2 separate regions of the Homo sapiens genome follow, and region 1 is linked to region 2. Evidence: read pairs that join two places in POLR2A ChIA-PET (ENCODE). Cell type or tissue: PC-9. All regions are shown on one strand. Links, peaks and the distances in the headings refer to the core of each region. The heading gives the core; the rest is flanking DNA.

Evidence for each region. ChIA-PET counts read pairs that join two places held together with the same protein. Peaks named below come from ENCODE experiments on the same cell type or tissue, not always from the same donor. Only the 100,000 strongest peaks of a DNase experiment are listed, where the experiment ranks them.
Region 1: POLR2A ChIA-PET joins it to region 2 with 9 read pairs; 11 of 35 experiments call an interaction of 5 or more read pairs at or near these places.

What each region holds. Positions count from the first base shown.
Region 1 is chr6:15,231,958-15,237,337 of GRCh38, forward strand. No RefSeq gene overlaps it. Among named protein-coding and RNA genes, the nearest start is that of JARID2-DT, 11 kb to the right of the region's middle. In PC-9, for the core only: no CTCF peak of the experiment used is centred there; no DNase peak of the experiment used is centred there.
Region 2 is chr6:15,321,012-15,326,391 of GRCh38, forward strand. All of the region lies in intron 1 of JARID2 (jumonji and AT-rich interaction domain containing 2), which reads left to right. It also overlaps the pseudogene RNU6-645P. Among named protein-coding and RNA genes, the nearest start is that of JARID2-AS1, 75 kb to the left of the region's middle. RefSeq lists an enhancer at 2,408-2,457. In PC-9, for the core only: no CTCF peak of the experiment used is centred there; a DNase peak (open chromatin) is centred at 2,320; H3K27ac peaks cover 2,225 bases.

The DNA of each region.
Region 1 (5,380 bases), core at 79-5,078, 89 kb before region 2:
AGTGCTGGGATTATAGGCATGAGCCACCGCGCCCGGCCATGTGGGGCTAATTTTTAATTTTTTTGTACAGATTGGGGTCTCACTATTTGCCTAGGTTGGTCTCAAACTGCTGGGCTCAAGCGATCCTCCCCAGTCTGCCTCCCAAAGCATTGAGATTAGAGATGTGAGCCACCGCACTCAATCGACTCCTCTTATAAGGACACCAGTCATCTCAGGTTGAAGCTCACCCATATGACCTCATTTTAACTTAATTACCTCTTTACAGACTCTATTTCCAAAGTCAGTCATATTCTGAGGTACTGGGGACTATGACTTCAACATACGAATTTTTGGGGGGAACAATTCAATCCAACAGCAGAAGACAGGTATCATTTGTCAGCTGAATATATCTATCCTCATCTTGAATTTTAGATTCACATTTTGTATTGAAAATGTTTGAAAAGCTGGGCATGGTGGCTCAGGTCTGCCATCCTCCAACTTTGGGATGCCAACGTGAGAGGACTGTTTGAGCCCAGGAGTTCGAGACCAGCCTGGACAATATAGCAAGACCTGTTTCTACAAAAAATAATTTTTTTTTTTTTTGAGACAGAGTCTTACTATGTCACCCAGGCTGGAGTGGAGTGGCGTGATCTCAGTTCACTGATACCTCCGCCTCCTGGGTTCAAGGGATTCTCTTGCCTCAGCCTCCCGAGTAGCTGGGACTACAGGTGCATGCCACCATGCCCAGCTAATTTTTTGTATCTTTAGGAGAGGCAGGGTTTCACCATGTTAGCCAGGATCGTCTCCATCTCCTGACCTCGTGATCTGCCCACCTAGGCCTCCTAAAGCGCTGGGATTACAGGCGTGAGCCACTGTGCCTGGCCAACAAGTTTTTGTTTTTTTAGGGTCTGTTGCTGAGGCTGGATTCGAACTCTTGGGCTCAAGGGACCCTCTGGTGCAACCTCCTGAATAGCTAGAACTACGGGTGTATGCTGCCATGCCTGGCTAACATAAAAGTATTTTATATCCGCTTTGGATAGTTCACACAAAGAGTTCTGGCTGGAAAGCCAAATAGAGATATTTTAAATGCCACTTGTTAACCATTTTCACTTCCTCAATAATTGCAACTCCTTGCTGGTAGCTGGCCTATTTGAAAGGGTACCTCAGATGCAGAGAATGATTTTTGAACAAAATGGTAAATGGCAGTATCACATGTCAATTTATGTATTTATGTATGTATGTATTTATTTTTTGAGACAGGGTCTTGCTCTGTCATCCAGGCTGGAGTGTAATGGCATGATTGTGGCTCACTGCAGCCTTGACTTTCTAGGCTCAGGTGATCCTTCCACCTTAGCTCCGTGAATAGCTGGGACTATAGGCATGAGCCACCAAGCCTGCTTAATTTATTTTTTTTGAGATGTAGTCTCACTCTGTTGCCCAGGCTGGAGTGCAGTGCTGCATGATGTCGGTTCACTGCAACCTCCGCCTCCCAGGTTCAAGCAATTCTCTGCCTCAGCCTCTGGAGTAGCTGGGATTACAGGTGCCCGCCACCATGCCCAGCTAATTTTTATATTTTTAGTAGAGATGGGGTTTCACCATCTTGGCCAGGCTGGTCTTGAACTCCTGACCTCATGATCCACCCACCTCAGCACCCCATAGTGCTGGGATTACAGGCATGAGCCACTGCACCTGGACTTTTTTTTTTTTTTTTTTTTTTAAGACATGGGGCCTCACTACATTGCCCAGGCTGGTTTTTTTTGTTTGTTTGTTTGTTTTTTTTTTTTTTTTTTTTTTTGAGACAGAATTTTGCTCTTGTTGCCCAGGCTGGAGTGCAGTGGCGCGATCTCAGCTCACCGCAACCTCCGCCTCCTGGATTCTATCAATTCTCCTACCTCAGCCTCCGGAGTAGCTGGGATTACAGGCATGCGCCACCACACCCAGCTAATTTTGTATTTTCAGTAGAGACGGGGTTTCTCCATGTTGGTCAGGCTGCTCTAGAACTCCTGACCTCAGGTGATCTGCCTGCCTCAGACTCCCAAAGTGCTGGGATTACAGGTGTGAGCCACTGCGCCCGGCACCCAGGCTGGTCTTGAACTCCGGGTTTCAAGTGATTCTCCCACCTTGGCCTCCCAAAGTGCTGGGATTATAGGCATGAGCCACCTGGTCTGGCCCATTTACTTATTTAACAAGCATTTATCTCCTATGGGACAGGTACTTTGCTGGGTAAGTGGGGAGATGTAGAGTAGAAGTAATGTGAATATGACCCTTACATCTGAGGCCTGGGAAAATCTGGGACAGTCCCAGGCATACTGACATGACTTGCGAAATCTCCAATCTCCAAGGATCTGCTCTATAGTAACTTCCAAAAATGTGGCTCCTTCCTTCTGGTTTTTCTTGCCTTCTAGGATAAGAGAATTCCAGGTTACCTGTTTTGGGTCAAAGGATGCTTTGGAGATACAAACTCTATCAACTGGGCCCCTGGTCTCACCTTCAAAAATATCAATTCAAACACTCAGAGTGCCAAAAGCATAACTGTGACCAATGTGTGTCCTATTTATATCTGTCTGTCTGGCTGTCTCTTTTGAGGTTTCTTTTTTTGTTTTTTTAGAGCTAGGGTCTTGCTCTGTTGCCCAGGCTGGAGTGCAGTGGTGCGATCATAGCTCACTGCAACCTCAAAGTTCTGGACTCAACTGATCAGTCCTCCTGCCTCAGCTCCCAAGTAGCTGTGACTATTGTGCCTTTGTGCCTGGCTAAGTTTAATACTTTTTTTTTTTTTTTGAGATGGAGGTTTTTGTTTTTTGTTTTTTGTTTTGTCTGTTGCCCAGGCTAGAGTACAATGGTATGTTCTCAGCTCACTGCAACATCTGCCTTCTGGGTTCAAGTGATTCTGCTGCCTCAGCCTTCCAGGTAGCTGGGACTAAAGGTGTGTACCACCACACCCGACTGATTTTTGTTTTTTTGTGTGTGTTTTTTTTTTTTTTTTGAGACGGAGTCTCACTCTGTCATCCAGGCTGGAGTGCAGTGGCACAATCACGGGCTCACTTCAACCTCTGCCTCGCGGGTCCAAGTGATTCTCCTGCCTCAGCCTCCCGAGCAGCGGGGGTTACAGGCACCCGCCACCACACCCGGCTAATTTTTTTTTTGTATTTTTAGTAGAGATGGGGTTTCACCGTGTTAGCCAGGATGGTCTCGATCTCCTGACCTCACGATCCGCCCGCCTCAGCCTCCGAAAGTGCTGGGATTACGTGAGCCACAGCGCACGTCCAAATTTTTGTGTTTTTAGTAGAGACGAAGTTTCGCCATGTTGGCCAGGCTGGTCTCGAACTCTTGACCTCAGGTGATATGCCTGCCTTGGCCTTCCAAAATGCTGGGACTGCAGGCATGAGCCACCGTGCCAGGCTGTAAATGTTTTGAATATAGTCATTATTTGGGGAAAAATTTGGAAACTGTTTTTCCCCTACTCACATACCACCACAATAATCATCAACACAGAAGTTTTCTGGGACCAAATGAATGGAGGTTTTCCCTATACACCAAGAAGCAGACACCAGCTGAGAGTCCTTTGATTCAATTCCAACACTATCCACCTGGGGATAGCCTCAGATCCCACAGGTTGAAGGCTCAGTCCCCAAGACTCATCCCCAACACCATTTGTAAGTCCGGGCCTGTGGAACTTCTGACCAACCAGCTTTGAGTTGGGTGGGGTTCCCATGACGCTCTCTTGGGTTTGATTAATTTGCTAGAGGGGCTCACAGAACTCGGGGAAACAATTACTTACATTTACTAGCTTATTATAAAGGATACTACAAAGGATGCAGATGAAGAAATGTGTGGGGCAAGGCATGGCGGAGAGGGTGGAGCATCCGTGCACTCCCCAGTGTGCCACTCTCCAGGAACCTCCACTTGGTCAGCTATATGGAAGCTCCCTGAACCCAGTCCTCTTGTTTTGTTTTGTTTTTTAAATTTTCTGAGATAAGGTCTCCTCTCTCTGTCCCCCAGGCTGGAGTTCAGTGACACTATCACAGTGCACTGCAGCCTTGACCTTCTGAGTTCAAGTGATCCTCCTACCTCAGCCTCCCAAGTAGCTGGTACTACAGGTACTCGCCACCACACCTAGCTAATTTCTTTTTTTTTTTGAGAGTGACTTTCGCTCTGTCACCCAGGCTGGAGTGCAATGGCACAATCTCCGCTCCCTGCAACCTGTGTCCCCCAGGTTCAAGTGATTCTCCTGCCTCAGCTTCCTGAGTAGCTGGGATTATAGTGCCAGCCACCATGCCTGGCTAATTTTTGTATTTTTATTTTTAGTAGAGATGGGGTTTCATCGTGTTGGCCAGGCTGGTCTTGAACTCCTGACCTCAGGTGATCTACCTTCCTCGGCTTCCCAAAGTGTTATGATTACAGGCATAAGCCACTGCTCCCGGACTAATTTTTTTTTTTTTTTTTTGAGAGACTGGGTCTTGCTCTGTTGCCCGGGCTAGTTTCAAACTCCTGGCCTCAAGCGATCCTCCCGCCTAGGTCTACCGGAGTGTTGAGATTATAGGTGTAAGCCACTTTGCCAGGACCCTCTTGGATTTTTATGGAAGCTTCATGAATCCAGCATTCCTTCCCCTAGGGTATATATGGTGGACCCTTTAAGACCCAGAATCCGAAAGATGAGGGGTGGGGGAAGCCCTGGCGAGGTGGCTCATGCCAGTAATCCTAGCATTTCGGGAGGCCAAGGCCGGAGGATTGCTTGAACTCAGGAGTTTCAGGCCACAGGGAGCTATGATTACACAACTACACTCCAGCCTGGGCAACTGAGTGAGACCTTGTCTCAAAAAAGTAAAAAGAAAAAAGAAAAGCAGATTAGTGTCTTGCACTGGGGCAGGTGAAAGAAGGGCAGGAGAAGCCGGGCACGGTGGTTCACACCTGTAATCCCAGCACTTCGGGAGGCTGAGGCGGGCGGATCACCTGAGGTCGAGAGTTCGAGAGTTCGAGACCAGGCTGACCAAAATGGAGAAACCCCGTCTCTACTAAAAATACAAAATTAGCCGGGCATGGTAGCACATGGCTGTAATCCAGCTACTTGGGAAGCTGAGGCAGGAGAATCGGTTGAACCCAGGAGGCGGAGGTTGTGGTGAGCCAAGATTTGGAGCCATTGCGCTCTAGCCTGGGCAACAAGAGTGAAACTCCATCTCAAAAAAAAAAAAAAAAAATAGGCAGGAGAAAGTCAGAGAGCAACTGTTTCCTGAGGCCTGTCCCTGAGACCTAGCAAGCCCAACATTATAACAAGAGATTATAACAAAGGCTATGGGAATAGGCCTGGCGAGGTGGCTGAGACCTGTAATCCTAGCACTTTGGGAGGCCAAGGCCAGTGAATCCCTTGAGCTCGAGCTCAGGAGTTCAAGACCAGGCTGGCCAA
Region 2 (5,380 bases), core at 155-5,154:
TCATATGAATGATTTCATTATTACAAGTAGTATTTTGCAGTAGTTAGTATGTTGTGAGCAGATTGAAAATGCCAGGAACTTAAAAGAATTTTTGGAAGAAAATAACTAGATCTGTGCAAGAATTCAACAGTCTGATTACTCAGTGTTATCAATTACAAAACACCTGGCCCTGTGCCATGATATATATACTATATATCAGTATAATCAGTATAATCATACACCTTCTTGTGGGGATAAAGGGAATGAAGGGAATGTCATTTTTTTACATCACAAAGAAAAATCATGAAATTATTAATAGTTGTGAGTTGTCCACTCTGTAACTAAGGCTAACTATGAACTAATGAACTCACATGTAGTATTAATTACGGCACATATTTCATTAATGGGAACCTGCAATTCAAATTATGTTTGAGCAGGAAATATTTAACAATTTTGTAAACCTTTTTGATTGGGCCTTGAAACATGGTTTGTAGCTTTTTATTACTTCTGCTCTGTTTCTTAAATGTGGGTGGCAGTGAAATCAAGATCTCTATTCAGAACCAAAGACTGACTGTCAGGGGGTTTATCTACTTCGTAACTTGTCATTAGAAAACATGATTTCCTTCAGCTTCTCCTCGTATTTACAAGCCAATTGCTTGACTCTTCTTTGGGTCAGTGGCTAAGTAAGTTAACAAGAACAAACAACAGAAATGCTTTCTTTGAAGATATGAGACTTCAATAATAGAGTGTGAGTTAGAATAGCAATCTAATTTTATAATTGGAAGAATTCTTGTTTTTTTTTTTTTTTTTTTTTTTTTTTGAGATGGAGTCTCACTTTGTCGCCCAGGTTGGAGTGCAGCGGTGTGATCTCGGCTCACTGCAAACTTCGCCTTCCGGGTTCAAGCAATTCTCCTGCCTTAGCCTCCCAAGTAGCTGGGATTACACTGCCCAGCACTACGCCCAGCTAATTTTTTGTATTTTTACTAGAGACGGGGTTTCACCATGTTGGCCAGGCTGGCCTCAAACTCCTGACTTCGTTGTTCGCCTGCCTCCCAAAGTGCTGTAATTACAGGCATGAGCTACCGCGCCCGGCCTGGAAGAAGTATTAGATTTAGTGTCTAGTGGTTAATGGGAGAATGGGAAATCTGCATAGCTCCTGTTTGGTAGCATGAAAAACACATAATTGTAATTTCAAATATCCAAACAGGCATGTAGAATCATAGGGTCATTTGTTGAAGCTTAGTTTTCAAGGAGCAGTAAGAGTGAGGAAAAGGTGCACAGGCTTCTGTGCTTCTGATTCTGAGACTTGGTTAGAGGGCACTTGCCAGGCATGGTGACACACTCCTGTAGTCCTAGCTACGCAAGCCATATTCACTATTATCACTCTCTGGACCAATTATTGATTTGCAAGTTCCTGTGAAATGTTTTATCACCCAGTGTGTTTTGTCTGTGTACAGGAAGCACTGGATACACTGGCTAGGTGTGTGCTTTTAAGTAACATTCTTCTCTGATTCCTTTCCTTCAAAGTGGGAGATACTGGTAGCATCTACCTACCCTGCAAGGATTTAATGAGTTTTAATGACATGAGAAATGCTTAGATTTCAGGGATTTGACTAAACCCAAATACCTGGGCCATATTTTTAGCCAGGAGCCAGGGAATATTTGCACTAAGCCACTGGCTGACCCAAAACTTCTCTCTTTAAGTCATTTAGCCAAACAGCAAATTAGGGAGCCAGCAGCTCATTTTGGGGGTGATGTTTTGTATGAGAAGTTGGTGAACCCTGGGGGTAGCAGTAGGGGAGATTTCAGCATAGAGAAGAGGGGATAGTTGATTTCCTAAACCACTTCCAAATTATGTCTTCAAACAAAATAAAACTTTCCCCTTGATTTCCAAATTCCAGAATATTAGGCATAACCATAATATAAACATAACAGCATACTCTTAAACCAGAGAGAAAAATTCCAAGCTGTTCTGAATTATCTGGTTCATTTGAGATTGGACTGTATGCAATTTGGTCGTAGCAGCAGGCTCATTCTAGCAAATGCTAAGGTAGCAAACACCAGGACTGTAGGTTACTTTTCCTCACAACATTCTGGTTGTAGGTTTCCTGACACATTCATTCTGGCTGTTTTTCTTTTGCACTCTGTGGTACGAAACCTCTTAGCTCTGTGTGGGTGGTGGGCTTTTGCTTGCCAGGCAGGCAGGCACAGCCTGGTTTCCCAAATGCATTTCTCCCTGATTGCCTTCTCTATCCATTAAGCATATCTGAACTGTGTAGGATTAGCTGTGTCTTGTTCTTTCCTTTTCTTTCTTACAATCACAGGAATGAGCCAGGTGTGTGTGTGTGACTCACCCTAGCCCAGCCTGGGTGTGCTACAGCACCGGGAAATCCTGCCCTCTTGGCCTAGCGTCTTCATAGATATGTGGCTTGGCCTTCTCTCTTTGGTGCTTTTCCCTTGACAGCAAACTTGTCGTCTTTTGTCTTGAACTTTATTGCTCAGAGACCACCCTACTGCTGTCCTTTTACTTCAGATCTTCAAATTCAGTCACATACTGAGGTACTAGGGGTTTGGACTTAAGCATAAGACTTTTTAGGGGACACAAGGCAACCTGTAACATTTCTTAACATTGCCTTCCAAAGAAAATTCCTTTTGTTGGGTGTGGTGGCTCACACCTGTAATCCCTGCACTTTGGGAGGCCGAAGCAGGCAGATCGCAACATGGTGAGATTCTCTCTTTACTCAAAATACAAAAATTAGCCGGGTGTGGTGGTGTGCGCCTGTAATCCCAGCTACTCTGGAGGCCACGTGAGAATCACTTGAGCCCTGGAGGCAGAAGATGCAGTGAGCTGATCGCGCCACTGTACTCCAGCCTGGGTGACAGAGCAAGATTCTGTCAAAAAATAAAAAAGGCTGGGCGTGGTGGCTCATGCCTGTAATCCCAGCATTTTGGGAGGCTGAGGCGGGCGGATCACAAGGTCAGCAGATCGAGACCATCCTGGCTAACATGGTGAAACCCTGTCTCTACTAAAAATACAAAAAATTAGCCGGGCGTGGTGGCGGGCGCCTGTAGTCCCAGCTACTCAGGCTGAGGCAGGAGAATGGCATGAACCGGGGAGGCAGAGCTTGCAGTGAGCCAAGATTGGGCCACTGCACTCCAGCCTGGGGGACAGAGCTAGACTCTGTCTCAAAAGAAAAAAAAAAACTGGAAAAAAAAAAAAGAAAATCCTTTTTGATTTGTATGAAGCCCAAGGTATTATCATTCATCCTTTTTGTGTCCTAGGAAATCTTTGTATAACCTAAGATTGGAAGGATTATCTCTTGTGTTTCCTCTTGGAGTTTTATAATTTTTTCCCCCACATTTTGCTTGTGATCACTTTAAAAAGAAAAGCTTCACGAATTTGCATGTCATCTTTATACGGGGGCCGTGTTATCTTCTGTGTAATGTTCCAGTTTTAATATATGAGCTGCCAAGGTGAGCACTATGACCCCCCTCCTTTTTCTTCTTCTTTTTCTTTTTTTTAAAAGACAGTCTTTGAACCAGGCTGGAGGTTCACTGCAATCTCCGCCTCCGCCTTCTGGGTTCAAGCAGTTCTCCTGTCTTGGCCTCCCAAGTAGCTGGTACTACAGGCGTGCACCACCACGCCTGGCTGATTTTTGTGTTTTTTTTTTTTTTTGGTAGTTTTGTAGCCTTGCTTTATTTTCCAGGCACTTTGCAAACTCCTGAGTTCAAGTGTGATCCTCCTGCCTCGGCCTCTCACAGTGCTGGGATTGCAAGTGTGAGCCACCGCTCCCGCCAACTGCTTTTTGAGTTAATATTTGTTTGGAGCAAAGTACGGGTCAGAGGTGGTTTTGTTATTAAAAAAAAAAAAAAGAAAAGAATGTCTTTTGTTGTTGTTGTTTTAAACTCTGAAAGCATTCCCTGCCCTTTGTCAAAGAATTTCAACAGCCCTGAAAGGAATAAAGTAATAAGTTGCACTCAAGCCTGCCTAAATCCCTTGCTGGAGGAGATGCTTTTAGAGTTTTTCTGTGTATTCGTATGTGTTTATAATTTCTTTTTTTTTCTTTAATGAGGACCATACCACAATTTCAAAACTTGATTTTTTTAACTTAATTTAGTCACCACCTTTACTTCCTCTTCAAACATGGTTTTTCTTCCCATTTTCTTTCTTTATAAAGACTTTTATAATCTGTACCTTGTACCTGAGGGAATTGTGTTGTTGTTAATTTTGACTTTTATTTGCAATAAGAACTTTCGAATTGAGACCCAGTATTTGTGGCTACCTGTGTGTGTGCACACACACAACTGAAACAATTTCAGCTTAGCCTCACTCTCCGTGTTATATTGTAATCTATCCTTTTTTTCCCCCTATTTAATTTAAAAGAAAATTGCTTGTCAAGAGACCCAGCATATTGATTTCCTATTAGGGATCAGCGGTCTAGAAGTACATCTTGAACATTCACAGCTTGTCCTGAATTTAGCTGTGGGAATGTCTAAGGGTACTTTGACCAGTCCATACTACAGAGACCCTTTCTTCATGATGGTGTGGTGTGCAGGAGGGTGTTCAGGGGTGACATGATGTTCTTTTTGTCAACTTGGGACTTTGATTTCACCAGAGTAAAGAGGATCGTAGAAATCTTGCTAAGTCAAGGAAATTCTTATTTACCGCCATAGACTTTGCTCCATCACAGCGGTTCTCAAACTGTCATCTAGGGATCCCTAGATCATAGTCCCTTCCTGGGAGTTTCCAAGGCGAAAAGTAGTACCATGGTAAAAACTGAGACATTATTGTCTTCATTTTCTCACAAATGTGCAGTGGGGCTTTCCAGATACTACATGATATGTGATATTGCATCAGATTGAATTGAGTTATGAGAACTGTGTTGACTCCCGTTAAGCCAGATATTAAAGACTTTTGCAGAAGTGGAAAGCAGTGCCACTTTTCTCACAGTTTTTTCAATGTGTAAAATACAATTTTCATAAAAATTTTATTTCTGTTAACATGTAATGATTGTATAATTTTCTAAATGAATTAATATGAAATTTGTTTTAATTTCTAGTATGGTAAATATCAATGTGTATATGAAACCCAGGTAAACAGTAGCTTTTTTGAGTCCTGAAAATATGCAGTACACTTCTATGCAGCCTCTCCTAATTGCAGAAGTATCAACCCATGGTGAATTTTGTTTCATTTACACCTTTACTCTAAGTGAAGCAAATCTCAGACATTTTTTTGGGGGGTGGAAGGTGGAGACAGGGTGGAGTTCAGTGGTGGTGCCATCATAGCTCACTGTGACCTCAAACACCTGGGCTTATGCAATACTCTCGCCTCAGCCTTCTCACTAGCTAGGACCGCATGTGTGCACCACCATACCCAGCTAATTTTTATTTTTGGTAGATG